Linked DNA regions of Homo sapiens: region 1 is linked to region 2. The links are chromatin loops, found by intact Hi-C in ENCODE. Cell type or tissue: natural killer cell. All regions are shown on one strand. Links, peaks and the distances in the headings refer to the core of each region. The heading gives the core; the rest is flanking DNA.

Region 1 (15,423 bases), core at 6,223-8,722, 83 kb after region 2:
TAAAGAAAATATTTCAGAGTCACTAGCAAAAGAAAACTACTTTCTTAGTTGATTCTTTTTGCTCTGGATGGAGAATCTAGAGATCTGGGGTTTTACTCATCACTGTCAGTAACTAGCTCTCTGTCCTTCTGACACTTCACCTCTCTGTTCTTCAGTTTTGTATTTTGTGAAGCATCTACACTAGATGATTCCTGTCCTCCCTCTAGATTTGTAGTAATTCTATGATATATTACTTGAAGAACAGAGGCAACATTTAAATGTAAATTTCCAAACACCTGCATTCCAACATCTCCATAAAGTGCGAACCAAGATACATTATGCCACTGACTATAAAATACAGAGGAACATACTTTTTAAGCCACTTAAGCTCAAACTAAAATTGTTAGAATTTAAAGAAGTGTGGAAGGTTAACATTAACCTCTCCCAATTTCCATCTCTTTTCACATTTACCTCCTTAATTTGCTAACCCCTCAGTTCTTGATATCCAGGCTCCATTAAATGTGAACACTAACGTCTCTTAGTGCAGTAGTTCTCAACCTTGACTATATATTAGAATTCCTTGGAGACCTTTTAAAAATTCCAGTTGAAGTTGGAGCTTAGGCATCAGTATTTTTCAGACTCCCTGAGTAATTCTAGTGTACAGCCAGATTTGAAAACCTTTGTCTTAGTCAGATCTCTGTGCTTTTCAGGATATAATAGGTAAATCCACTTCTCTAGTATATTCAAATATATATTTTGGTTGGTTCTCCCAGTAGTAGATCGCTGATATTTCAGAACACTCTGCTGAATATTTTATTGAAATTTTATTTTATTGAATTTTATTGCATAGATTTTATTCCATACTAATTTCCTGATAGTCATATCACTTCCTTTGGAGAGATAGCACTGTTTCAGATTAGGGGGCACAATGTGAATTTTCTATTCCCATTTCCTAAGATTAAATTTTAAGCTAGCAGGGAGATTCCTTAAAGTATCATGGGATGTCCAGAAGTTCAGGACGGCCTGAGACAGATGAGTGGATTTAGAGTGGTGTTGATGTGCGTTTGTTTATAACACAAGATGCCCCTAGTGGGATTATATCACCATTTTGTCAGATTTTTCTTAAGTCTACAAGGTACTGAAGGGGAAGCTTTTTTCTTTCAGCAGTTGGCTCTAGCTAAACCAGAAGTATAAAGTAAAAACACTTAACAGCTCAAATCGACATATCAAATTGAAACGTGTAGGATTATAGTATGTATCATTGTACCTATGAACTAAGCAAGTCAATAAGTATGTGTTTATTTTATTTTATTTTATTTTATTTTATTTTATTTATTTATTTTTGAGTTGGAGTCTTGCTCTGTCGCCCAGGCTGAAGTGCAATGGCAATCTCGGCTCACTGCAACCTCCATCTCCCGGGTTCAAGCGATTCTCCTGCCTCAGCCTCCTGAGTAGCTGGGATTACAGGCACCCGCCACCACGCCCAGCTAATTTTTGTATTTTTAGTAGAGACGGGGTTTCACCATGTTAGTCAGGCTGGTCTTGAACTCCTGACCTCAGGATCCACCCACCTCAGCCTCCCAAAGTGCTGGGATTACAGGCATGAGCCACCGTGCCCAGCCTATATGTTGATTTTATGTGACATGAGATGATTTTCAAATAGACTATTAAAATGCAGGATTTAAATGTGCATCTGCTTGAATCTAAATACCTTCATATAGGTAGTCAATCTGCAAAGTTGTTTGCCTACCATGTGTAGTTTCAAGTTAGCACTAGTTTTGGCCGGGTGGGGTGGCTGACACCTGTAATCCCAGCACTTTGGGAGGCTGAGGTGGGTGGATCACGAGGTCAGGAGATCGAGACCATCCTGGCTAACACGGTGAAACCCCGTCTCTACTAAAAAAATACAAAAAATTAGCTGGGTGTGGTGGCACACTCCTGCAGTCCCAGCTACTCAGGAGGCTGAGGCAGGAGAATCGCTTGAACCCAGGAGGCGGAGGTTGCAGTGAGCTGAGATCGTGCCACTGCACTCCAGCCTGAGTGACAGAGCAAGACTCCATCTCAAATAAATAAATAAACAAATAAAAATAAAGTTAGCACTAGTTTTAAAGTATCCTCCATTTTTTGTGATAGTGAAAATCTAGGTTCCTGAAAAGAATAGATTATTTCCCCAGCTGGATGATTTCCAGTCCTTACAATGGTTTGGAAGCATTTGGTAGGCATATAATGGCCCCACAATCGTTTTGGCTTAGTTTGGCTTGCCCCAGTAATGTAAATTATAGGAAATCTTTCTTGAACAAGATAAACAGGAACTAAGAGCAGAAATGCTTTCCCCCACCCACCTCCCCTCATGGTTATTTGGAGCTATTAAAGGAGTGGGCAAATAAATGAAGGGCATATTCCCAGGACCTAGACACTCCAAAAGTCTGCATTTTTATCCTGTTAGGTTTTCCAGACCTGATATCATTAGGCAGCTTCCTCTGACTAGTTGATTTTCTTGAGAAACATTATTCTTGATCCCGTAACATCCCACACTGCTTTGCTTCTACTCCTCTAAGCCTTTTTTCCCCTCCCTTATTAAAAGTAATTTTTTACAGAAATTCCTAGCGCCAAGCACAAAATAAACTAGAAAAGCGTCGGACTTCTCTGTAACAACAGTCTTGGTGGCTGACTTTGTTGCTCCTGTGAGAGGCCTTCATGCTTTTGAATGAGTTCTGTTACAACAGATCACTGATAATTTAGTGGACTGGTTACCACCAGAATCCTTGGGATTATCTGACCTTCTCCAAGTAGCTCTCCATTTCAGTATTGCTATGTTTACCATCTGGTTATTGTATCACAATCTCAATCCAGCCAGAACAAGAAGAACTGAGATGGTTAAAGGAAAGACTCCTAAATGTTGGGTCATGAGAGATTAAATTGGGCATCTTACAACTTGTTCCTCCTGGAGCTGACTACACTGACTTTCTCAGTCTGAAGTCCCCTCTCTACTGCCGCATTCCAAGGCTGCTGTGAGCCCATTATCACAGTGAGTAGTAGCATCCAAAGGTTAGGTAATGCCCCTTTTCCTAGCCGAAAGACTGAAGACCGAATTCTCCTAAGATTGTTGGGCTTACCTTAAATTCTTCTATTAAAATGGAAAATGCCCAAACCCCAGTCTGTCTGTCCTTAGAGCCAGGAAAAAGGACTCTGAGACGTACATGCTGTTGGCATCAGTTAAATTTCATGTTCCTAGAGGTCCTACAATCCTGTATGTAAAGCTACAGTGAGTAATTGCAACTGCATTATAATTATTTTGGTAATGACTCCCTTCCTCTCACCAAGAGGCACAGGGATGGATCTGCACAGTTGCCTGCTATGAACATTGTGGTTCAAGTAGCTGATATTTGTTGTTTAGGCAAGCAAGACATCCAGCTGATGGGCTGAACATCTCCATTCCATCCTGCTGTTTAGTTTTGTGATTAAATAGCCACTTACTCATTTCCTGTATTGTCACATAACTTTTCAGTTCTCAGTTTGCTATGAGGACAGAGACTTAGCTAGGGTTACTGCAGGTCCACATTTGCCTAGGTCCCAGCTTTACTTGTACCAGTTTAATTATCATTGCCGCTTATGTCACCCAAAAGTGTACCAGTTTGGATGATAGTCACCTTATTTATCACCCTACATTAAACATAGGAGAACCAAAAGAAAGAGCTACTAAATGGAATGATACCAGAATCTGTGCTTCTAAAGTAATTAGAATTAGCCTGTATGTCCCATTGTTTTCAACACAAGTAGTGTCACTTGAATCCAAAAAAGTGATCTCCCTCCTCATTTTCTGTTTGCTGATAAAGGATGGCTCTCTAGAATTAGGATTCTGCGCTCCGTAACTAATATTTTTATAGGAAATATGAAATGAAGTAAAGTCCAAAAGCAAACAGGTCTGTAGCCTTTTTGAGAAGTGTTCACTCTTCTTATGGGGGACGAAGGTGAGTAGATGATGGTAAAGTAGGTTGTCCTCTAAACATACAATCTCTGAGAAAGATCCTTGTCCAGAAATCCTGTGTCTCAGTGGTACCCAGCGATACCCTGGAGAGGAACATTCCAGTGATTCCTTTCTGGGCATATTTCCTAGGGAGTTTTGGGAGTCATGCAGTGATCAGGTTCAGGACTTTTGGGTCAGACTTAACATGAGTCTTCCTTTCTCACAGGTGGCCCATTGACTTGGTCTCTGTGTGCCCATATTACTGGTGCTGCCAGCTCAGGGAGTTTATGAAATTTTGATGTAGAAATTAGATTGTTGCTTATCTTGTACCTTCTTGCTCATAGTATTGACAGTACCACTGAATTGCTTGAGGCAGATAGCATCTCAGCGATCACTGTGCTATTTCAGCTTTCTGCTGCTGACAACATCAGAAGTGTTTTAACAGGGTTTTAATGGGCAGCCTCTGTAGCTCCTTGGAGGGTTGCAAATAGCTGCCGTGAGAAACCCTCTCTGCTGCTCTGGGCTGACATGCCCTCTTTTCTCATCCAGCTGCTGCTTGTTTAGATGGCCGCCTTCCTGGTGACAAGCACTTCTTATTTGGGCTGAGCAGTACTAGGACTTGAATTCCAGAGATGAGATTGTGTAACATAAAAAAGGAAAGGTCTTTTAAGGACGTTTTTTTCCCATCCTGTTTGGGGTAGGAAAAACAAGGCAGGTTATGGGGGGAGAGGAGTAGGGCAAGAAAGAGGGTCTAACCAGAAATAAGTTTGCCATTCCCACAACCTTTCAGAGGAAAATTCTGGTGTGCCGTTAAAACTAAAGTTTTCGGCCGGGCGCGGTGGCTCACGCCTGTAATCCCAGCACTTTGGGAGGTTGAGGTGGGCAGATCACACGGTCAGGAGTTTGAGACCAGCCTGGCCAATACAGTGAAATCACGTCTCTACTAATAATACAAAAATTAGCCAGGCGTGGTGGCAGGCGCCTCTAATCCCAGCTACTCAGGAGGCTGAGGCAGGAGAGTCGCTTGAATCTGGGAGGCAGAGGTTGCAGTGAGCCAAGATTGTGCCACTGCACTTCAGCCTGGGCAACAGAGTGAGACTCCATCTCAAAAAACAAACAAAAAACAAAAAAACTGAAGTTTTCTCATTTGATGGAGTCACAATAATCTATTTGGAGAATATCAGGCCCACAGCTTCTATTTTCTATTTAATAGCTTGCCCACATTTTAGAGTTTACAGTTAATTAATGCTACTTTGTCAACTTGGTTCCATTATTTGATCTTCAGATTCAACAAAGTAGCCGAATTCTCAACTAATGACTTAAAACTTCAAATTTTAGGATTAAACAGAATGGATATCCACTCCACCTGGAATTCTCTTTGCTAAAACAATGAGGTAGTTCAGTGAGGTAATACAATGACACTACATTGATTTCCCCCCTGTGGCGCCAAAGACAGTTCTTGATCTCTACACCCAGTGACAACAGGGTACTCAAAAGGGAACTAGTGGTAAGAATGGAAGAAAAAAAAAGTGGCCAAATTAACAAGGTTGTTGGTGTGATACAAGAACTTGGTCTAATCAGGAGGAGCCTCTGAGGAAAAGATGTCTGTGTTCCACCTAGAAAGTGTAGTTCGGCTGGGCGCGGTGGCTCACGCCTGTAATCCCAGCACTTTGGGAGGCCGAGGTGGGTGGATCACGAGGTCAGGAGATCGAGACCATCCTGGCCAACACGGTGAAACCCCATCTCTACTAAAAATACAAAAAATTAGCTGGGCATGGTGGCGGGCGCCTGTAGTCCCAGCTATTTGGGAGGCTGAGGCAGAAGAATGGCATGAACCCGGGAGGCAGAGCTCGCAGTGAGCCGAGATCGCACCACTGCACTCCAGCCTGGTGACAGAGTGAGACTCCGTCTCAAAAACAAAAAGAAAGTGTGGTTCATAGTAGAATCCCAGTGTTACAAAGTGTCGGTGCAGATATCAGCTGCTATAATTGTTTCTCTACATCACTTTCCCTTTCAGGGACATGGAAACAGTAGTTTGCCTGGCTCATTCTAAAGAAGATCTCAGAATACTTCCTTCTAATGTTAGAGAGAAAGAGACTTCCTTTACTTCAAGCCCTACCTACTTACAATTGGTTTTTATCATTATCACCATCCACAGTGTTGCAGGCTGCCTGAAAAAAATCTCCTATCAGACACTTAAGGCCATTTCACAGCTTCCTCTTCCCAAACCACATTGATAGCACTGGGTTATCATCTGTCCTTTAGAGATTTAAGATTCTTAACTTCTTGTCACCAGCAGAGGCATGACTTTAGCTATTAAGGGATAAATCTGATTATCACGATTGGAAGAAAAAGCCAGTACACCTCTGGGACACATTATGGCATGGATCCTTGGGAAGGCCCAAGTCTGTTTCCCCTTCACTTTCTTAGAGCTGGGCTTCTCTCCTAAAGCTGCTGTTGCTGTGTGCTCTTGGGACTGTTACCCCAACCAAGATCCTAAAAAAAGGCTTAGATGTGCCTGTGGTTGGGGTGCTCTGCAAGGCACCAAAAAAAGAAACCTGCAGAAGGCTACATACCATGAAGGAAAAAACCACAAGAATGTGGGCTACAGGAGAGTATGATGTGAAAAGCATAAACCCTAGCGTTACCCGGAATGCTAACCACCTCACTAACTAGGAAATGGGTTTGCCTGCCTCTGCCACAGTTTCCTCATTTGTAAAATGAAAATTACATTGAGAATTCTAACTTACGTCATAAGTTTGTTGGGGATTAAATAAGATAATGCAGTATGGCACAGTACCTGGCACACGGTGACGTGCTTAACAGGGGCTGATATTACTATTACTATTAAGAATACATACCTGCTGCTCACTAAGTGTACATATGATCCCTCTGTGTGTTCAAAGTGCATAATTTTAGGGAATTTGTTAACAGTCATGCCGACATAGATACAAATATAGAGAACATATAGTGGCAGAATAAATAAGCCAAGATATGAAATAATAGTGGGGAACTGTAAAGAAATGATAAAAATAAGGACTCAGCTTAAACCTTTGAAAGAAAGGGCCTCCATAGGCTTGTCAAACCATAGACTTCAATTTTGAAAACCTCTGTTCTCTTTTACAGTCGAAAAGCAAGAAACTTCGGCTTGACTAATGAGTATGGTCTTGGTGTGGTCCTTCCTTTCTGGAGGCCTCAGTTTTCTCTGGAAACTGGGAGAGGTGGAGTAGATGGTCTCCAAGGTAGCTTGTGGTCTAAAATTCTGTAAGTCTACTTAAAAAGAAAAGGACTCGTAGCATTCCTCTTTTCGCTGTTGCTCAGCGGTGTTTGCCTGAGGTACAGATGTTTCGTGGATCTCCCCTGGTACATTTTTCTGTGAAATCTCAGGCTCCTGCCTCATGTCTCTGTAGCTTAGTAATAACTGAACATGGTTAATTTGTTCTGGTTTATTGTTGATTGGGTGATTTATGTCACGTGGTATATGGGTTTTTTTTGTTTGTTTGTTTAATTTTCATTCAGCAACCAGTGGTCTTGGTCAAGGTGGGCCATGGCCACTCTGCGACTCCAGGTCGATTCGTCTGCCTGTTGGCTTTTTTGATTTTTGCTTTGAAGTTTCCTTTTGCCTCAGTCAGCTGCCTTGAATGAAATTATCTGCTGCTGCTCTGGGCTTGTGATTTCCTTTGCTTTCATGTTTGCTCCCTTTCTGAAAGATGGGGGTTGTAATTTGTTTGCTGTTTAGGAGCCAGCCCTTCAGCTTCCTTTCAGTGATAGCATCCTGCCTGCCACACTGGGCTTTTCTCCTTTTCCAGTCCGGTTGTTCCCAAAATCACTAGTTTAATTCTCTGTATTTGAAGAATGCCAATGCAATATCTCCCTTTCCTGAATCACAACTGCAGTTGGTAATTGTGGAATGCATTTCCTACAAATATTAATTTTACTTTCAATATGTGACAGGATGCAGCGCCTTTTTTTTTTTTTTTTTTTTTTTTGAGACGGAGTTTCACTCTGTTGCCCAGGCTGGAGTGCAGTGGCGCAGCTTTGGCTCACTGCAACCTCCACCTCCTGGGTTCAAGCAGTTCTCCTGCCTCAGCCCCCCAATAGCTGGGATTACAGGCATGTGCCACCACGCCTGGCTAATTTTTTTTTGTATTTAGTAGAGATGGGGTTTCACCATGTTGGTCAGGCTGGTCTCAAACTCCTGACCTCAGGTGATCTGCCTGCCTTGGCCTCCCAAAGTGCTGGGCTTACAGGTGTGAGCCACCACGCCCAGCCACAGAGCTGTTTTTTATAAATATTCAAAACATTTTAAAAGTTAATAGAAATACCTCTAATCTGGTCCTAGAGAGCTTGTAAATTGTCTGACCTGGTCATTCTCCTATCTGCCCTTGGGTACTGTCTCCATGCTCAGGCACTTTCCTATTTAATATACTACCTGCCAATAACTAGCTAAAAGATATCTTTAACCTTGAATCATTAGAAAGATATCAAGGTTCTTTTCATGATGTATGCTTTTTAAAAATTTAAAACTAGCAATTAGGATACATTTGAAAGGAAGACTGTCTTGATTTCTTGGATATTGTATAGAACAACTTGTATTTGCACCTCTGAGGGCCTTTGATGAGGTGGCCATTTAATGAAACACTCAGCTCAAGTGTTTTCAAAACAGCTGATTTACTACACTTGGATACCCTGTGGTGTGTAGAGTTGTGCCTGAAGTTGTCAACCAAGCAGCAGAGCTGGAACCCAGTTGTAGTGATCATGTCTGAAGGATGTCTGCTAAATATCATGTGCTCGCTTTTGGATAGAAGGAGGTGGGTCAGAGTGAAGTTGTTAATCTTCAATTTTTTTCAACCACCTCTAATTGAGAGTAGAAAAGCATTTGCTTTCTATCAATTTGATAGTCCCATCTTTTCTCCTATATTTGATTATAGAAAGCAGTTTTTATTTTTATGCTTTATCTTTATTATTTTCCCATTGATTTATAAGAGAAATCTTTAAGCATCTATCATGTGCATCTCTGTACCATGGATGATGGGAAGATATACAAAGTAAAGTTCTTGTTAGCAGGAAGATGGACTGAGTATATGTATGACTATAAAGTGATATCAAAAGTACAGGTGAAGTTGTGGCAACATTCAAAGGAAAGGGAAATCAGTTTCCTCTTGAAGTTCAGGAGAGATTTCATGGAAGAGGTATCATTCAAGCTGAGTTTTGTTATATGGAAATAAGAAAGGAAAGTCATCCCAGGCAGGGAGAACAGTGCTCGGAAAACAGGGTGTACATATGGGGACGAGCAGGTGGTTTGGTTTGCCCATCAGACAGTGTGGCAAGGACAGCAAAAGGAGATCCAGTCTGAGAAATAAGACTATACAGTGTAGTCCTTTGAATACTTTGCAGTGTTTCATATACATCTGGAGTCAACTGGTTTGTTGGGATTTGCATCTTGCATCCACCACTTCTTACTTCTGCAACCTCGGGCACATTCCTCATCATCTCTCTACTTCAGTTTCTTGGTCCGTGAAAACTAACAGGTGAAATGAATTCTAAGTATATGTTTCATTTAATGCAGTAAATCTAAGATATCATTATTTCAAGATTTAATCAATATAAAAATAGACTGAAGTACTTTTAGCACATTTGGCTTCAGCCTAGCCATATTTCAAGTGCTCAGTAGCCACATGTTGCTAGTGGCTACCATATTGAACTGCACAGATCTAGAACATTTGGAACCCATTCTTCTGTTCTCCTGTCTTTGGTTTTATGCACACAAAGAGAGAAACATTAGGATTGAATGCAAGCCATTTCATGTTGATAGGCATAGCTACCACTTACAGATGTTGCTGAGATGCCAGAAGTTAATCCAAATACATTTTGGTCTCAGTTGGCCACAGGAGACTTGTCAGCAGTTACATAGAATGAAAGCAATCACTGCTAGCAAGTCCATCCTTTTGGACATACAAGTATCGCTCTGCCTTTTTTTTTTTTTTTTAAAGAAATAAGACTCATCTCTCCTTTATTCTTTCCTGACCATGCCTGCCTTTGTATTCCTGACAGCCTTGAAAGGACACAGATTATGTGGTAAATATAATAATCACCCCTTTTCACATTAGACGCAGCCCTTTGAATTCCCAGCACTGATCTAATTCCAATTGCTTCTGAAGTTTACCTTTCACACTTGTGTTGGTTTTAGCCGGTGGATACTATGTCAAAGGTCATGAACTTGTACACTTCCCCTCCAAAGATTCACAGTATCAGTGCCCAGTTTGTCAAGATCTCTCTAGATTAGTTTATTTAATTTTGCTGCGGTTGGTTAATTCACAAAATCATAAGGCCTTTTTCTTCTTTCAAATGCATAGCAAGTGAGGGACAAAGAAGAAGGAAAAGGAATGGAATTCAGTTTCCTCAACATCTTAATTATCTCAGTTTTAAGTTCTTCTATAAGTGTGTCTCTGTGGATGTTGCTTTACTGCTTAAAGCGTCTAATTGAAACCAGATCCTTAAATCTCTTGGAATCAAGAAGCAGTAGTAAGCCCAGGGCATATTATCCCTACAATCCAGAAATACTTAGGTGTCTTGTATTTGATGCACGTGTAATCAGTTTACTCTCCCAGCTCCTTTTTCTACCTAAAATCTTAGTGATGTAGTACAGTGGTAAAGGGGATATTTATTCCTGTTTTAAAAGGATACAACCAAGGTAGGGAAGGCTTCGTTATTGGTGATTATTCAGAAGACCTATTTTCTTTACATATGCTATGGAAACAATACTGTTTTCCGCTACAGAATACAGTTTATGATTATACTTTTGTAAATTGCCTGCTTTTCCCCTGTCATCTGCTAATTCCAATTTGATACTGTTCTGTGTTCAAAAATACAGCATGAGCAAGCTGTAATGGTGCCTGTCGAGAGTCCCAGCTGCTTGGGGGGCTAAGGTGGGAGGATCATTTGAGCCCAGGAGTTTGAGTCCAGCCTGGGCAATATAGCAAGACCCTAGCTCTAAAAATTAAAAAATTCCTAAAATATCCACTGACCATAATAGTGTCTATCAAATGCATTTTCACATTCTTGTTATGTCCAAAATTCTCTATAAAAAATTCAGGAAATAATTGTTTTGTGATACCTAATTTTCAGGTAAGCCCAGCTGGTCTAAAAAGATTGGCAATATTTGAAACATTTAAATTATATTAACAGTTTTTCTTTTTTGTATAGTTGAAGAAAGAATTAAGACATTTCAAACTTTTGTATGGAGATCTTTGTTAAGTGGATTTTATGCTTGCTTCTTAAAATATATTGAATACACTTTGCTGTAGGACAGGGCCTAGCCCATAATAGGCATGCAGTTCTTATTGGAATTGTGTTGAACGACTCACTGCTATGAGCACCCAGTATTTACTAGATCTTAGATTTTAAGGGTTAGAATTTTTTCAGGGTGATCTTTTTTGTTCAGATGCAAAATAGCTCCAGTACTCATGTGTATTTTCTGTATTTTTTCCTTTTTTGCCATCAAAGCTGAGAACCTTATCTCTTAGAAACCTTTAATTGACTACCTAATATGTGCCAGATACCCATAGCTTTACATGGGATATCTCATTTAATCCTCACAGCAGCCATATGAGATTGCTGTTACTGTATCACATTTACGTATTAGGGAACTGAGCTTCAGAGAGAACCACATTTGTTCTGACTGCTGTCAGTTTGCCTGCCTATATCCTATAATATCCCTTTCCTTTTTAATTTGTTGCTTCTAGTCCTGAGGACCAGAAATCCAGATAAATAAAATATGCTCTGGTGGGCCTTCCTGATGGGACCCTCGAGGGAGGAGAGGATGGAGACTGGGAGAGGAGTTCCAGGTTGGGGTGTATGAGGTGGTTAACTGTGTGCAACGCCCCTTTCCCATAGGTTATGGTTACTCCATAGTTAAGCTGATGTTACGCGGTTAGCCAGAATGAACTGATTTTGGCTAGAGCCTTTTCTTGTCTAGGAATGGAGGAATTACCTGAATGAGTTCCCACAGACTGTCCTAGAGGGGCCACAGACTGCTCTGAGAAGCTAGTGCAATTTATGAGTCCTCTTCTGAAAAAAATGCAGATACTCATACATATACAATGTCGCATGTGCTTTCAGGGGTTTCAGGACCCCTCTGAAATCCATCCCTGGATCCCAGATTAAGGTAATTCATTTGGCCTCTGTGGGTGGATGTTAATCACTAATGCTGTTATAACCTAAACATGTCCCTAAGACCAGAAATTATAATTAAGAACAGAGGAACTCTAGGGACTGTAAGAAGTTTGAAACAGAAAAGGGCTTTCTTTAGCTTTTGGGAGGAATTTGTGTTTGCCCATGAATGAAGTGAAATGACCAGGTAGACAGTAGAACCAGGCCTGTGTGCTGGGGAGACCTTCTGTGCCCTAAGGCCACATGGCCGAGAGACAGGTGGGAAGCCAAGGAAGAATAAATTGGGCATAGGTCCTGTTAATTTACACCAGCCCATCAGGTTGGAGCACACTCGGGAAAGTTCTTGCTACTCCGAAGGTGATTTTTAGAATCAGAAACCTGTACTTGAGAAACATAACTTTTTGTGTTATTTATATTTTCTGTAATGATTTTCTGTTGCTCTCTGCTTGATTTTATGTAAAATTTGTACTAAGGTTAAACATTGAAAGAGAATTTTGCAAATATCTGAGCCTCTCTAAAGGGAAGAATAGGTGATGCAGTGGGGTTGGCAGCACTTTTCCTATTACTTGGGAGTGAACCCTCAGGGAAATAAAGTGCAAAGGCTTAGCCACAGGTGTAGCCATAGAATCCCTTTCCACCTGGAGACTGTCCTTTCCAATTTCCAGCACAGGTTTTGCATCTGGTTTTCCTAAGAAGGCCCCTTCCTTTACACACATTCCTGCATACTCCTGCTTCACCCTCAAGGCCCAGTAGAAACCAGCAGTAGGACCTTCCTCAATTTTCAGCAAGTAGGACTCCTTATTTGAAGGACAAGTACCTGGCTCTTAATTGAAGTCTTGAACAGTTTCAAAGATGGGAAAATTCTTTATTATTTTGCTTTGAGATTCTCCTAAGCCCCAGCTGAGAAATTATGAAGGCGACTATAGACACATCAAAATCTATTACCAGAAAAGTTGCCTTACCAGGAAACCGTAATTTATAGTGTATTTTTTTAAGGTGGGAAGGACACATGGGTATGGTGTATTTTAAAAGGATTTAAAAGCACTAAAGTATAGGCACACCTCATTTTACTGCATTTTGCTTGATTGTGCTTCACAGATGATATTGCATTTTTTACAAATTGAAGATTTGTGGCAACTGTGTTAAGTGTGTAGACATCATTTTTCTAACAGCATGTGCTCACTTCGTGTCTCTGTGTCATACTATGGTAATTGTCACCAGCTTTCAAACTTTTGCATTATTATTTTATCTGTGGTCAGTGATCTTTGACGTTACTATTGTAATCGTTTGGGGGCACCCTCAAGCTATGCCCATGTAAAACAGCAAACTTAATAAATGTTTTGCGTTCTGACTGCTCCACTGACCAGTTGTTCCTCCATCTCTCTGCCTTTCCGCAGGTCTCCTGATTCCATGAGCCACAATAATATTGAAATTGGGCCAATTAATACCCCTACAATGGCCTCTAAGTGTTCAAGTGTAAAAAAGAGGTTCGCCTCTCACTTTAAATCAAAAGCTAGAAATGATTAAGCTTAGTGAGAAAAGCATGTCAAAAGCCACGACAGGCTGAAAGCTAGTCCTCTTGCAGCAGTTAGCCGAGTTGTTAATGTAAAGGAAAAGTTCTTGAAGGGAATTAAAAGTGCCACTCCAGTGAGCACAGAAGAAAGTAAAACAGCCTTGCTTCTGAGATGGAGAAAGTTTTAGTTGTCTGGATGGCAGATAAAACCAACCACAACATTTCTCAAACTGTTGGCCTCAAGCAATCCTCTTGCCTCGGCCTCCCAAAGTGCTGGGATTACTGATGTGAGCCACCGCACCTGGCCACCACCACATTCCTTTAAGCCAAAGCCTAATCCAGAGCAAGGCCCTACCTCTTTCAATTCTATGAAGCTGAGAGAGGTGAGGAAGCTACAGAAGAAAAGTTTGAAGCTAACAGAGGTTGGTTCGTGAGGTTAAGGAAAGAAGCTATTTGCATAATATAAAAGGGCAAGATGAAGCAGCAAGTGCTGATGGAGAAGCTCCAGCCAGTTATCTAGAAGATCTAGCCAAGATCATTGATGAAGGTGGCTATGCTAAACAACAGATATCGATGTAGACAGAACAGCCTTCTATTGGAAGAAGATGCCATCTAGGACTTTCATAGCTAGAGAGGAGGAGTCAGTGCCTGGCTTCAAAGCTTCAATTGAAGGACAGGCTGATACACAATGGCAATTAAATGTCAACATTCATTTTGAAGGGGATGCTCAAACTATAGCACAGACCAATTTTCTTTGTCTAAATACAATAGTTTTCCTTCCAGGCAGCCTCAGTCCACGTTCATGAGCCACATTCTTGTGCTTCTCCATTTACATAGCTCTAATAGTAGAGGAGAGATGCTTTATGCATCCCTCTTACCCCGTCTCTAGATATGGAGCCACAACCTTGCCTGCTACCAGCTGAAAATTCTCCTGAAGCTAGGCTTTTATCTTCGAATTATAAGATAGTGTTGGCTGGGCGCGATGGCTTACGCCTGTAATCCCAGCACTTTGGGAGGCCAAGGCGGGCGGTTCACCTGAGGTCAGGAGTTCAAGACCAGCCTGGCCAATATAGCAAAATCTGGTCTCTACCGAAAATACAAAAATTAGCCGGGCGTGGTAGCACGTGCCTATAGTCCCAGCTACTCAGGAGGCTGAGCCAGGAGAATTGGTTGAACCCAGGAGGCCGAGGTTGCAGTGAGCTGAGATCATGCCACTGCACTCCAGCCTGGGTGACAGAGCGAGACTCTGTCTCAAAAAAAAGTGTGTGTATACACACACACACACACACACACACACACACACATAGTGTTGATATGTGCATATATGTATACTTTGTTTTAATATGTAAGCTATTTGTCTGCCAAATTACTTTTTTCATAAAATTTTAAGCAAAACAGCTCTCCGTGGTCCACCATTATGTACCCCCCAGAAACACTACAATAACATAACATTGATGGAGGTTATAAATTTTTTTCTCAACTTTTAGATACGGGGGCACATGTGCAGGTTTATTACATGGGCATCTTGCACTCAGGTAGTGAGCATAGCGCCCAATAGGTAGTTTTTCAACCCGTGCCCTGTCTCTCCCTCCCCCTCTAGTAGTTCAGAGTATCTATTGTTCCCATGTTTATGCCCATGGGTGCTCAATGTTTCACTCCCACTTAAAAGTGAGAACATGTGGTATTTGGTTTTCTGTCCCTGCACTAATTTGCTTAAGATAATGGCCTCCAGTTCCATCCACGTTACTACAAAGGACATGACTTCATTCTTTTATTCCATGGTGTATATCTA
Region 2 (15,423 bases), core at 7,355-9,854:
GTGAGCCGAGATTGCGCCACTGCACTCCAGTCTGGCAGACAAAGCAAGACTCTGTCTCAAAAAGGGGGAAAAAAAAAGATGTTGGAGACCTAGGTTCTAGAGTAAACTCTGCCACTACCTAGCTAGGTTGACCTTTAACAAGTCTATTTAACTTTTTCTTAGGTTATTTCTAAGAGAGTTTCAAAATGAAAAAAAATACTATGTGTTTGTAATTTTATGATTATAATTCCATTTAAGTAAAATAACAAAAATAACACTCGTATCATAGACATTAGAGAGTTCTTACTTGGAAAGTTTCATTTCCTAATGACATCACTGAAACAGCAGGTATGACAGAGGGTTCCCTGACTTTGATAGTTTTAATTATCTTAATTTATCCTCTGTTCCTCTGCCTTGGGCTTATTAAGTTTTGAATTAGGTATGAAAATTATTAAGCCAGGGGTATAAATTACAATTCGTTAAATAAATTCATAATATATTTTATACGCTTAAAATGAAATTATATTCCAAACTCATAATTAAGTATGAACAATTTGCATTTGAGATTTTAAAATAAAGCCTAAACATCGGTCCCTTCCTTCTTCATTAATTTATTTCTCCATAAAGGCCTTTCTTCCTTGAGGTCTGTGAGCCTCCAGGCCTTTGCAGCCTGTAGTGGTCTGCACTTCTCTGTTTTTCTTTCCCTGAGAGTGCTGATTAGTGACTTGCGGTGTGGATTCTGATTTATCGCAGACCAGAGCTGCCCCTTAGGGGCTGAGCAGAAACACTCATGAAGGAGCCCTGATTAAAAAGAGTGGTAATGAAGACAAATGTTTCAGAGGGAGTTGAGAGAAAACCAGTCCTTGGCATTCCCCATAGCTCCTCTGAGCTTTTGAAAAGGAGGTAGTGGTAGCCAAAGGAAATATTTCTTCTTTGTTGTTTATTTCTCATGGCACTGGAAACATTTTTCTTTTCCTCTTGGGTGTTCTAATTCTCACTTGTTAACTGCTTTTCATGCAGGGTTGCAATTAACCCCTGGCAGATACCTCACCGTGTTCTCCTTATAGCCACTCTGTCCCCAAAGAAGTTTTTAATGCTTTGACCTATAACCATTTTAAAATTCTTCAGACTTGACACTTGCCTAATTTCTCAGATCATTAAATCACACTTCTGGTTTTTTCCAGTGATTTTTACTAAATTTGATGTTAGGTACCTATAATTACCTTCCCTTCTTCTTATTTTTACAAGACAGAATGCCAGCAGAAAAAAACAAATTCCTGTTCACTTGGTAATTTTAAACACAACCAGGTCAAAAGTTTCAAATCTAGTGTTAAGTCCGTAACTGAAGGCACCATTCCAAAACTACTTGAGTATAGGTGAGAACTTGACAGATAATTATGGTTGCTTGACCTGGGTCTTGGGGCATCTACCAAATCTTAATGGTAGTCTCACTGTCTGTGGCCATGTGAGCTATAATCTACTGCCCTGGTCAAACTTAACCAAAATTCTGTTTTCTTTCAGAAGATTCCCTAACATTGGAATAAATGGTAAGAATATAGATTGTTTGTGCCGGGCTTATACAATGGGTCTCTAAACTATATTGAGTGGTCAAAATGCCACATTCAGAATACTTAGAGAGGGAGAAAGATAAAGTGCCTTGGAAGCCGTGAAACATTCTAGGGAGCAAGAGCACACCACTGTACATGCTCCTGGTTTGTGTGCTGCAGACTGTGTTAAATGCAGAGGAGGCAAGGTGGAGAGAAGGAAAGACAAGAGAAGTGGAAGATAGAGTCCACTCCCCTATCCCCGTCAATGAGAAGAAGCTCCTTACCAGGTCTGTGTGGGTCACGGGGCAAGATCAAAGAATCCAAGCAAGGTTCATAAAATGCCACCACCCCTGATTCATGACCTGACCTACTGAAAGGTTTAACTTCCAGAGGCAGGTTGTGGTTTCTGATCCAATCAAGTGGATTCCTTTTCTTGGAGAAAGTCTCACTGTACTGAAAGAATCTTGTCAGATATCCAAGGCTAAAGGAAAATTTTAAATCTAATCCAATCAGATGAAGAAGCTGATAAAAAAGGTATAACCATTAGTGGGAGAGCAGCATTTAAAATTCTCTCTATGGCTTTTCTGGGCTTTTTACCTCTGTCTCAACCAAAACCAAAACAAAACCCCAGAACAACAACAAATGAGTTGAATGTTGCTCAGATTTGGAGTATTTGATGTTACCCCTTTCTGATGAACGTCTGAGATTAAAGATCTGCATTAAAGATGAAATAGAACACACTAAGAAAAGGGTTGGGTAAGAACTTTCACACATACTTTGTTTCTATTGAGGTTGGGTCCATCTTGAAGATCAGACTCTTCCCCAAATACAAAGGCAAGGTCAGGGTCTGAGTTAGGCTAACTGATGTCAAGTACAAGTTCTGTAGGAAAAAACAAAAATTGCTGCCACTCATCTACCAAGAGACAAAGATTTAGGCTGCTGGACTAATTGCCAAGTTTGTAAGATTACTTCAGGAGCACCCTCCAGGCTAGTAGAATTCCGTGCAAATTTCAACCATTTGACATTACTTCCCTGTTAAGTAGGGAAGAAAGACTTAGTAATTTTCAGGACTGAACCAAATTCCCCCTCAAGTATTGATACACTCTCTTCCCAGTCTGAAATACTGGCATACTGTTATTTATTTTTCCTGGCTTCAAACAGGCATATTAAGATTTCATGGATCTCTGAATCTTTCTTTGAGGATCTGGGAACACATCAGAAAAACCAGATAGAAAAGAGGGAAGAGGAAATAGGTTATTTCCTTAGCCTCCTGAAGCAAATGAATTGGAAGGGTGCTTTCTGTGACTTTCATTGGCCTGCAACTGCCTGGAATCTCAAAAAAAAAAAAAAAAAAAAAAAGGAAACCCAAAAAACCATCTTTGATTCCTTACTGTGTAATCTTTTAACAAAGTATTTTGCAAACATACTTAGCATGTGATTTTCACATATGTGTTCCAAGGAGCAATGGAGCAGAGTTGGAGAGATGAAAGCATTTGAAGACTGCAAAGTAATTTTAAATTGAGGGATGTACTAACAAAGGAGTCATATACAAAAAGGGAGGAGAGGTAGAGTTGGCCTGATGTGGAAAATAAATATTTCATATAGTCTGCTATAGTCTGGCCAGTATGAATTAAATAAAAGTCACATTCATAATGAACACTGGAGCAATTATACATCCTAAAAAGAAAGGGAAGAAATACCATTTCGTAATAAGAAGATGAGGATCAATAATAGTAGTGAACACTTGTTGATTTTTTAAAAATCAACTGTTAGGCACTGTGCTCAGACTTTATGAGCATTGTCTCATTTTTCATCGTTTTATAAATTAGGAAATTGAGGTCTTGTGAAAGTAACGTGCCTGGATTGACACAGTAAGCTGGTGGAATGAGGATTCGGAACCACGCATGTCTGACTCCAGAGCCCTCGCTTTTTACACCAGCCTCTACTATCTCCCTGTGTGACTCTGGTCAGTTAATCCATTTATAAAATGAGAGTATTGGACTGAGCAATTTCTAGATCCTTTTGGTTCTAGAATTATAGGAAAGTATTTTAAAGTCGAGAGAACTGTGTTATGGTGGGACATTTAGAGACAAACTGAAATGGTGATTGTAATGACATTTCAAGTTAATGATAGCTAGCATTGATGGAGCCTGTACTATATAATTATGTAATTATATTTACAAACACCTCATTTAACCTTCAAAACAATCCTTTTTGACATCAGTTTTTTGTTCCTAAGAAAAGTTAAGTAACATCTCCAAATCACAGAACTAGAATTATTCATGAAGAGTCAGCCACATCAAAGATCCAAAACACGGGTTTTAAGATTTCAAATGGTTAATACTCTACTTTTCTCTTAGATTGTTGTTTTGTTTTTTTTTGAAATAAAACATTTGTACAAGTCAGTAAAAGTGATATACAGTATTTCTTCAAAACTGGAATGTTATTAGAGTTCTTGCTTGAAAATAGTTCCAAATTAAACATATGAGGTTTCCAGTAGTTTGAAGACTTTAGAATCCGACTTGAGATCAAATCGGAACTGAGACAGTGAGGTCACCTAAACTGCGACGTGTGAAGTGCCCTGTTTCATGCTTCTTATAATGACATGATAAGGCCATTAGTATTATCTTTATTATAACAGATGATTATAAATGGTACAGACTTGGTTTCTTATTATCTGGTACTTTTTGTCACTTAGCCCTAATTTTCTTAATTCAAAGACATATTCTGTTAGTACTAGGGAGCAAGTTTAAGACTGACTTTGCCACACTAATCAAATTACATCAGTGTCAAGTGCTCACTAATTAACACAAAATTTATATCTGCATTAGGTAAATGTCATTTCACCACAGTGGCCTGAAATAAGCTTTTTATTCCTTTGAATTAGCATACCATTTCATTGTAAGTATTACAAACAAGCTAATGACAAAATTTAGGCCCATGTGCATTTGTTATTTAGCTGGAAATAGCCAGAAGACAGTCAGTACTTCCAAAGATCTGTAGGAAAATGCCCTGCTTCATTTTTTAACTGATCAGCTAGCTGACTTGTCACCTTGAGGTCCTGTGTGTACATCATAGAAGGGCTTAGCAGACTACTGCCACCCCCTGTCTATATGCAGCCCACGGGCTAGAACAGTTCTCACATTTTTAAATGGGAGGAAAAACATCAAAAGAAGATTTTATGAAACCTGAAAATCACATGAAATTCACATGTCAGGCTCATAAATAAGTTTTAATGCAACAGAGTCATGTCTGTTCACTTATGTATTATCTATGGCTGCTCTCCCTATGATGGCAGAGTTGAGCAGCTGTAACAGAGACCGTGCGGCCTAAAGATACTTACTGTCGGGCTGGTTACAGAAAATGTTTTCCAAACAGAAGCTGTATTCCAAATTCTTTCCTAATGTGGCATACAAAGCCTTTAGGATCTGGCTCCTGTGTGCCTCTCCTGCCGCTGCTGCTGCTGCTGCTGCTCCTGTTTCCGCTTCTGCCATGGCCACCGCCACTGCCGCCGCCTCCTCCTTCTTCCCTGCACCCCTTCGCGCCTGCCTTCCCCGCGACCGGCAGCCTGAGCTCTAACAATTCTCAACTACTAGCACCTCTTAGACTCCAAAATGCTTTGCACCTATTTAAATGTTTTCCCGTGCTCTTCCCTCTACATAAAATCATTTCTTTCCATCCTGAGTACCCATGGCAAGCTCCTATCTTCCAATATTTTTACTTAAGCATCCCCTCTTCTTCTCTGCACCTGGAGCATCTTGGACATAGCTTTGTTTCCACCTTGCATTCACCCACTAGACAGTAAGCTTTTTCAAGACAGATACTGTCTCTTCTTCATCTCTATATCTGTAGAACAGGGTTTCTCAGCGTAAGTACTGAAGGTATTTTGGACTGGACAATTCTTTGTGTGCAGCTGTTTTATGCATCATATAGGATGTTTAGCAGAACCCCTGGCCTCTACCCGTTAGATAGCAGCACGCCCCCTTCCCTCAGATGCCTCCAAATATTGCCAAATGTCCCCTTGTGGACAAAATTGTCCCATTTATTTATTGAGAGACGGAGGCTGGATGTTGTCGCCCAGGCTGGAGTGCAGTAGCGCGATCTCAGCTCACTGCAACCTCTGCCTCCCAGGTTCAAGCAATTCTTATACCTCAGCCTCCTGAGTAGCTGGGATTACAGGTGTGTGCCACCACACGCAGCTAATTTTGCATTTTTAGTAGAGATGGGGTTTTGCCATGTTGCCCAGGCTGGTCTCAAATTCCTGGCCTCAAGTGATCCACCCACCTCGGCCTCCCAAAGTCCTGAGATTACAGGTGTGAGCCACTGTGCTCAGCCAATTGTCCCCATTTAAGAACCACTACCCTGGAAACCAGCAGTAACCAGACCCTGGTGGGTGCTGAGAAAATGTTGAATTATTCAGATAGTTGATTCACATTGAATTGTATACATCAAATGTAAGAATTATGAATTACATTTCAATAAAACTTTTTTAAAAAAAGTATTGGTTTACTATTAGTTATTATTAGTGGCATTATTATGAGGTGGTTTCCATTTGTTTTCCTCAGTGGCCACCAGTGCAACTGATTTTGTCATATACTGTACTCATTGATGCCAAATATATATATCTTATTTAATGCTGACTTCAAACCTGGGAAGTTGATTTGTTTATCTCTTCTTAACTTTTTGGAAATGCAGACACAAAAAGATTCAGCAAATTGCTTAAAATCGAGGTAACTAGCAAGCATATATCAAGGGATACATGACTCGGCTTCTGTCTAGTTTCAAAGCCTGTACTCATTCCATCTGACCATGTTGCTTCCATAAGCCACATGCCAGCCACATAATGAATTTCTTGATTAGAATACAATGCATATACCTACCAAAGATAGTATGTGCATATAGCAAATATGAGCAATTTCTAAATAATGGGAGCATTATTTTTGTTCAAAATGCTAAAAACTGGGGCCAGGCGTGGTGGCACACGCCTGTAATCCCAGCACTTTGGGAGGCCAAGGTGGGCGGATCACCTGAGGTCAGGAGTTTGAGACCAGCCTGGCCAACATGATGAAACCCTGTCTCTACTAAAAATTCAAAAGTTAGCTGGGCGTGGTGGCACACGCCTGTAATCTTAGCTACTCTGGAGGCTGAGGCAGGAAAATCACTTGAACCCGGAAGGCAGAGATTGCAGAGCCAAGATTGCACCAGTGCATTCCAGCCTGGGTGACAGAGCAAGACTCCATCTCAAAAAGAAAAACAAAACAAAATGCTAAAAACTGAATTATCAGTAGAACAGCCCATGTACTCTGTGGACGGTGATGGGTTTTTGTTTTGTGGGAGTTGTTGTTTTGGTTGATTCGGTGTTTCCTTTGAGTCCACTGAGGAGCCACTGTTTTCTTCCATATCTTTAGATCCTGATATGGTAGGACATGCACAATCTATTTTGAATCATCATAAAGATTGAATTTTCAGCCTACAAAAACAAAAGAAAATTCTTAGGGCATCAGTTCTCATCTTTCAGATAGAACCTAGGACCTGTGAGGCTGGTAATCTTTGGAATAGCACTGTATGGTAAAACTTTCTGTGATAATGGAAATGTGGCGTATCTGTGCTGTCCAATATAATAGTCACATGTGGCTGCTGAGTGCTGGGAATGTGGCTGTTATAACCAAGGAACTGAAATTTTAAATTTCATTTAATTTTAATTGATTTAAATTTAAATAGTTGATGTGGCTATTGGCTATCATTTTGAATAGCACAGCTTTAGAAATCTTAGCTTTGACAAAAACCACAAACTTAAGTTTATCCCCAGCAAACATCTTAGGTGCCAGAGACGGCAGATTTGGATTGAATAAATTATCCATGTTGAGTATCTACGTGGGAACTCCTAGTTATACAGTGCAGATTCAGAGATTACTGTTGTACCTTGGCTATGTGACTTACACACAGACCAAATTACTCTGCTGGGGGTAAATTCATACTCCAGTGTTACTTCAACATTTCTGAACATCTTTTTGTAAGCAATTTTGCATTTTTTACTGACTTGATTGTTGTAGTAATTACAAAATAAATTATCCATTTAGGGGGCAGTGTTGAAGCATTGAGGAATAAAAGGATAAATGTGGTATATTTGATTGTTTTCAGTGTTTAAGAACTCTTATTGGAATAAGAGACTTACTTTATTGAAGTCTTATAATTTTTTACTAGAACATTTGTTTTTTGGCTCTTGATCCAAATGACAGCTGAATTTAGGAATTCAGCAGAAAAGTAACAATTCTTTTTGGGCATTTTTCTGATTATTTACTTGGAAATTCAGAGGATTCCATGTCTTGGAATATTTTTTTTCATACCCATAAGATTTGAATGGTGAAGATAAGAAAATTATAATAAGTTGATAGGTTTTCATCAGCAGTACATTCTTAAAAAGAAGAAAAATATTTTATTTCAAATGCTATCCTGAATTAGCTGTAATCTTCAAGTTATTTTTAAACCCACTTTATGCTTTTGCTTACATTTGTTTATTAAATCTATTAGATCTAGAAAAAATTAGAGACAGAGATGAATTTTTTATTCTTGGATTTTCAAGAATTGTTATCTTTTTATTTATACCTATTTTCCCCCTGTACTTGTATTGCTAGTGATAGAAGTTCTGAATTACGGATACATTCTTAGGCTTAAAGAGTACACATTTTTTCCCTTAGAGTTATAGATGATCTAATCTAAAAAGTTGGAGGACTTAAAAAGAAAGTGTGAAGATTTTTTTTTCTTCATTTCCTGATTTGCTTCTTTAAGGAAGTGCGAGAAGGTTAAAGATGTCTGTGATCTGGCCAAACGAGGTTCACAAATGCTGTTTTCATATTTGTGGTTTTGGTGTTTCCTCTTACACATGTGTCTTCCTTCTTCAGTTTCTCAGTCTGTCGAGAGAGCATGGCTGCACCCTGTGCATTCTGGGCACACATCATCTGGGCTCAGTGCGGGCTTTGTTTATAGCAGAAGCCATAATGTATAATGTTCAGGAGTGGGTGAGCTACCTAAGAAACTCCCTTTGAAGGATTCCTTGTGTGGACTGCTTATCAGAAAAAGTGTAAATGCTATTATTGACTGTTTCCTAGAACTCATACATGCAGTATAGTTCAGTGCGATTAAAAGTCATCATGCTACATGATGTAGGGAATATAAAAAATGAAGAAGGCATGCTCCCTGGCCCCCAGAAACTTGGAATTCAGTTGATAAAAATACAACCCTAGTGACCATAGAATAAGGCAGATGGAGTTCTCTCAGAATGCAAAGAAAGGTAAAATTTGTTGTAATGGGTGATCAGAGAAAGTTTTATGGAAAAAATGCCGTTTGAGCTAGAATTTGAGGAATACGTGGAATTTTGGCAGGAGAAGATTGAGGAAAGGGATACCTACTGTCAAGACACAAAGTGATATGACCGGGCACAGTGGCTCACGCCTGTAATCCCAGCACTTTGGGAGGCCGAGGTGGATAGATCACTTGAGGTCAGGAGTTCGAGGTCAGACTGGCCAATATAGTGAAACCCCATCTCTACTAAAAATACAAAAAATTAGCTGGGCGTGGTGGTGCATTCCTGTAAACCCAGCTACTCAGGAGGCTGAGGCAGGAGAATCACTGGAACCCAGAAGGCGGAGGTTGCAGTGAGTCAGGATCACACCACTGCACTCCAGCCTGGGTGACAGAGCAAGACTCCATCTCAAAAAAAAGGAACAGAGTCACCAAGACATACACATACTGGACCAATTTGGGAAAGTACGGAAGTTTGCTTTGAATATATAGCAAAGGATATGTGAGGGATAGCTGTGGAAGATCCAACTGTCAAGGAAGGTTAGGACCAGACTCTGAAAGTAGAGTGCTGGTGGGAGATGTGGAACAGGGGACAAGAGATGGAAGGTTTTGAGTTGGGGAAAAGTATTCTGGCAGCAGGATTGAAACATTAAAGAAAAGTAACCCTGTTAAGTGGTTATCACAATCAAACATTTACCAAGTAATCACTGCAAGTGGATTCAATTTGTAAAGTCACATAAAAGTTGCTTATCTCTCCACTTTTTTTTTTTTTCTGGAGAAACAGCACTCTGGCATTTGGCCATCTTAGTATGGCCTTTATATAACTTTGGAATGCAAAAGAAAAGAGAAAACTCTCTTTGTAAAGTCAATTAAAAGCTAATTGTTTGTGATTTTTTAAGTTAATAAATATATATTTACATAGTTTATAGTTGTTACATAAAACTTTCATGTTCTTTTCCTTATGAAATGACTCTATGACTTTGGGCACATTACAGATTGTAATGTAGTGGATTGATGGTACATGATTTAAGGGAAATCTTGTACTAATCTGCAAGTATCCTGAAAAATGTTAAGTAAGGAAAAAGCATGCCTCCCTGTGCTCTTTGTCCATTTGAGTGTTTTTTTTTTCCCCCAAAAGTATAATAGTGAAATGGGGCAGGCATGAAGCCCGTGAGAGATCATTGCTACCACTTCTACTTTTCATTATCATGTCTCTTTATCCTGATTCACCTGTACAGCGGGACTAGGCTGGTTCATTTCAACACAGTAATGAGTATTCATCCTCTGTTGCCCTAAGAACTTACACCTACTGGTTCATAAATGGTCATAAATGTTCAACATTTACGAATTTATGTTGAAGTACATAAATTCTTCAACAAGGGGCCTTTACATTCATATGTAGGGCATTTGGTTGCTTAAATATTGAAACAATTATAAAGAAGTTAAATTAGGCTGGGCATGGGGGTTCATTCCTGTAATCCCAGCATGTTGGGAGGCCAAAGTGGGAGGACCGCTTGAGACCAGGAATTTGAGACCAGTCTGGGCAACATACCAAGACTCTGTCTACAAAAAAAGTGTTAAAAGTAACCAGGTATAGTAGCAGGAGTCCATAGTCCCAGCTACTTGGGAGGCTGAGGTGGAAGGATTCCTTGAGTCCAGGAGTTCGAGACTGCAGTGAGTTATGATCACACCACAGCACTCCAGCCTGGGCGGCAGAGCGAGACCCTGTCTCAAAAAATAAAATAAAAGTTGAATCACCCACGTTTTAGATTATGAGCTTATTAAAACTTAAACAGGCTGGGCGTGGTGGCTCACACCTGTAATCCCAGCTCTTTGAGAGGCTGAGGTGGGCGGATCACGAGGTCAAGAGATCAAGACCATCCCGGCCAACATGATGAAACCCCACCTCTACTAAAAATACAAAAATTAGCTGGGCGTGGTGGCGCACGCCTGTAGTCCCAACTACTCAGGAGGCTGAGGCAGGAGAATCGCTTGAACCCAGGAGGCGGAGGTTGCAGTGAGCCGAGATCGCGCCACTGCACTCCAGCCTGGTGACAGAGCGAGACCCCACCTCAAGAAAAAAAAAAAAAAAAAAGTTAGACAATTATACAGAGATACTCAAGTTCTTGAAAGAAGTTTGTTGAGGATAAGATTTATTTAAATGGAGTAGTTTTACTCTTATTTCCACTCTCATTTTCTCCTTTTCCCCAGATATATACACCTTCTCATTTATTGGTGTTTATTACATGTAAGATTCTCTTGTTTTATTTTTTTTTAATGAGCTAAGTTTATTATTAAGGTACTTGGCTATGTACTGTATATACCTTATCTCATTAATCTTGTTGACAATCTGCTAGGTAATTGTTATTATTTCCATTTTAGAGACGAGGAGACAAAGACTTAAAAAGGTTATTTGCCCGGTTAGTAATTGGCAGAGCCAAATTTAAACCCAGATCTGTACAATTGAAGCTGATGTCTTAACTACTATAGTACAGCGGCTTTCTTGATGCTAGATGATGTGGCCCCAGTTTTGGTAATGGAGGAATACTGATCCAATCCAAAGTGGATGTTTGCATGGAGGAGTCAGAGAATTTTAAGAATGAAAGGGTACATGGAAGCCATCAGCCCTCATGTAAAACAAAAGTCCTGTGTATCTGATAAATGTTCTCTGTTTAACTAGATTTGTATAGTGCCCTGGGAGTACTAGTTAGCATTAGTAACAACATTCTGGGGCAGGGGAGGGTGGGGGAACGTATCATCAGAAAAAATGGATTTGGGGATATAGAGGTGAAGGCAGGAAGAGGCAGTCATATAGAATGATGTGCTTGGAAGATCTCTGCCTTTTCATGTACTGCATCTGACAAAAATGGATTTGATGACATCTGGGATTTGCTTCAAAATAATAGAGGAGGAGGGAAGTGGATTTGGATGTGGATGGGACGGGATTGGCCTGGTTTGATGGTTGTTGGGGTTGTATGATGGATGCATGGGTTTTATTATGTTTTTCTATTTTGATGTATGTTCAAAATTCTCCATAATAAAATGTTTTTAAAAGTTATTTGAAAGTACTGTTTCCATGATTTTATAGTGGTCAGATTATGTATATGTTTTCTTATCCAAAATTCCCTTGGTTTTTCTCAGAAGCTTTTTCTTCTAGCATTTGTTCCCTTTTAGAATCTCCCTCACCTCTCTTTCTGATTATTTATTAAAAGAACTCAATTTTTTCAGTGCTGAAGGAGAAGTTAACTATCAAATGCCCATATAGCTACAGTATTGGGATAATTTATCTAATTTTTCTTATGAGTAAGTTCTCTTTGACTTTATTTTTGAACTCAACTTGCTTGCATTGTTCTTGTTAGTAAAAAACATTGCTAGGATGTACTTAGTAATTGGAGTCAGCTGCACTTAAGACTGTTCAGCCAGACTGTTATTTTAGCCTTCACTAGTAGGGTTTTTAACACCAGTTTGACCTTACTTTGAAACATTCTCAAAATACCATACTTTAATATCAATTTATATACTTTCATATTAAGGCAGGGCCGGGTCCCTGGGGAAAAAAATAATGAAATTTTTACTTCCCACAAATGTAGAATAAAGGTAGATATTCTGATTTTGTTTTTTAAAGAAAAATAGAGGTAAAGACTTTAAAATTTTTCTTTGGTCAGGACATAATGCTTGCAAATACATTCTAAAATATAAGTGGGCCAGGCATGGTGGCTCACGCCTGTAATCCCAGCACTTTGGGAGGCTGAGGCGGGTGGATCACCTGAGGTCAGGAGTTCGAGACCAGCTGGCCAATATGGCGAGACCCCGCCTCTACTAAAAGTACAAAAATTAGCCCGGCATGGTGGCGTGTGCATGTAATCCCAGGTACTAGGGAGGCTGAGGCAGGAGAATCACTGAAACCTGGGAGGCAGAGGCTGTAGTGAGCCAAGATTGTGCCACTGCACTCTAGCCTGGGCGACAGAGCAAGACTCTGTCTCAAAAAAATAAAATAAAATAAATAAAGTATAAGTCACAGAAAGATAGGACACCTACAAATTAGGGGTGCTGGTTTCATTGGCCAGTGTGTCCTACCATTGCTTTGGGATAGAGACTGAATCCTCAGTGTGAAGCACCAAGTAGATGGTGATTATTCATGAAATCAGAAAGAATTTTTTTTCTGAAATACTAAATTCCCATAACCTATGCAAATTACATTTTAGGCAAGTAATGCTCAAATTTTCTATAAGTGTTCTGAAAATAAGTTATAAGTTTTTGTTCATTTCATAGGAGGACAGTTGACTCCTTTCTACTCTTTTTTTTGCCGTTGTCCCTATTTTTTGCCACTGGTAAACTCCTGCCTAGAGGAATGCCAGAGGCAGAATAAATTTTGGAGCATGGATTTTTTTTTTAAGGAGGGTTATAGTATCCTGAAGACTTCATTTCTTTCTCTGAAGACACAACTATCAGCAAATCCATATAAGGCAAGTGACTCCCTACCATCTCCTCCGAGTCTTCTACGTGTATGTCTAGATACTATGACAGATCCAGTGCCTGTGAAGACCTGGAACATTTCAGACAATCACACAGATGTTTTCTTATGCTATATATAGGAATTAAGCAAGTGTTTCATAATGAAGTGTCCCTCCAAGCATTCTCTATCTTCTGGTAATGCAAAAGTGTTAGACATCCAGTAAGCAGCCCTTTTTAGGCCTAAAATGTTGACTACTTTATCTCTGTTACCTTTCTGAAATGTTTGGCCTAATATTTTTTATAACATCTCTGTGAAAGTTTGAAAATTTATGATTGTTGATCCTCAATAGTCAAAAAAGTAGTCATTTAACAATACAATATTTCTCTCGTGTTCTTGAGCATGTATTTAAGTTAGCTTTAGTTAACCCTTTATTTTCTGGACTTCTTCAAGTCAGCTCTCAGAATTGTTTTTACGGGTTGCTGAGGAAGCTAAAGGTCAAAGATATTTTCTTAGTCAGTTGATTTACCTCAAAGAATTACTTCATGTAGATTAACTGAAATAATGATGCTGCTAAGATTCGCAGATTAAGATCATTATAGCATTTGAGTAGGCCCTCAGTGACAAATTGCTCTAAACCTGTTTGGCTCACCACCATAAGGTTTAAAACATAAAAATATAAAAGTGCTTAAAATTTTCTTTCTGTTTCCTTATCAGAAATATTCATTTAGACCATAACAACTGTTAGAACAAGATAACAACTCCAGGCCAGCTGTCAAATGTTTACCATTATCAAAACTCTCCCTGGAGGGAGATGCAACTTTGGCTCGCCTCACCGGCAGTAATTTAATTTTTCCTTCATTCTGACTCGGAAATGGCAGCATTTTTCAAAGCTTCCTCCCACTGATGGCTGAAATTTTCCTTGTGAAATGATTTCCACCAGTCTTGAATCTTTCTTGTTTCTGCCGTCTTCACCTTTGCTGATGGTTCTGCAACTCATCACCAGCTATGCAAACTGACAGTTCACATCCTGGGGCAGCAGCGGGGTCTGGCCTGCAGAAAGGAGCAGCCTGACCAAATTTACGCTCACAAGATCTCTTAATTCACAAAAGCATTTGCTCTAGTTCCTGTTCTCTGCTGCAGGGGCTACGGAGAGGGAGTGGGGGCTGGGGGAGGACCATTGGGAGAATGTTCTGAGGAGAAGAGAGGCTCTCTTCACACTCTACTGAGTACACAGACTTTGGAGATGAAAAACAGACGGAGAGAGGCATTTCCAACCATCTTGCTGATCTGTGCAGGAGTTCATTGAACTGTACAGCACAGCACCAGACCCTTGTGTCATTTAATGTTACTTTAAAAAATTATTCTTAAATGTTCAGCACAAATATCCCTCCCCTTTTTACTTAAGCTGAAAAAGAATATAAAAATTAAAGAGAAATTGAAAATCTAAGTCTTGCAGTGAGAATGACCAGAAATCGTTTCCCTCTCTGGGGGGTTCCTGTTTAATATGAAAGTCCTCTTAACAAGCGTGGACAGAGGAAGTTTTAGGTTTGATTTGAACTTCATGTACAAGACATATTTCATTTTTTTTTCTTCCCTCACAAATTTCAACCCAGGCCACTTGTTTGCAGAGACTGCCAAACCTTCCATTGCCGCTTCCAAGATACTCCTGGAATCTGAGATTACCTTTTATCCTCTTGATGGACCATGTTGTTATTTTTGTCATTTTCCCTGCAGCTCTTCTGCTTTGCTGGGGAGGACTCATCCCCCTATGCATCATCTACCCCCCGATAGCTGACACAGTACTGTTCACAAGGTTACTTACTGGTTTTTTGTTTTTTTTTTTTTGAGACAGTTTCACGCTGTGGCCCAGGCTGGAATGTAGGGATGTGATCACGGCTCACTGCAACCTCCACCTCCTGGGCTGAAGTGATCCTCCCACGTCAGTCTCCTGAGTAGCTGGGATTACAGGTGTAAGCCACTACACCCAGCTGATTTTTTTTTTTTTTTGGTGTTTTTTGTAGAGACAGGGTTTTGCCATGTTGCCCAGGCTGGTCTCGAACTCCTGGGTTCAGGGATCCATCCCCCTCGGCCTCCTAAAGTGCTCGGATTACAGGTGTGAGCCACTGTAAGCGACTATCC

Evidence for each region. A loop is a pair of places that touch in the nucleus more often than their neighbours do. Peaks named below come from ENCODE experiments on the same cell type or tissue, not always from the same donor. Only the 100,000 strongest peaks of a DNase experiment are listed, where the experiment ranks them.
Region 1: it touches region 2 in a loop (10-fold over the local background); 7 of 110 quality-filtered maps call a loop at or near these places.

Annotation. Positions count from the first base shown.
Region 1 is chr17:61,215,241-61,230,663 of GRCh38, forward strand. All of the region lies in intron 22 of BCAS3 (BCAS3 microtubule associated cell migration factor), which reads left to right. Among named protein-coding and RNA genes, the nearest start is that of BCAS3-AS1, 87 kb to the left of the region's middle. In natural killer cell, for the core only: no CTCF peak of the experiment used is centred there; DNase peaks (open chromatin) are centred at 6,561 and 7,571; H3K4me3 peaks cover 431 bases; H3K27ac peaks cover 315 bases.
Region 2 is chr17:61,130,998-61,146,420 of GRCh38, forward strand. The region is part of intron 22 of BCAS3 (BCAS3 microtubule associated cell migration factor); the gene reads left to right. BCAS3-AS1 (BCAS3 antisense RNA 1) reads right to left here and starts at 5,015. Exons shown (of 6, transcript NR_186507.1): 1 at 4,870-5,015. In natural killer cell, for the core only: no CTCF peak of the experiment used is centred there; a DNase peak (open chromatin) is centred at 8,394; H3K27ac peaks cover 784 bases.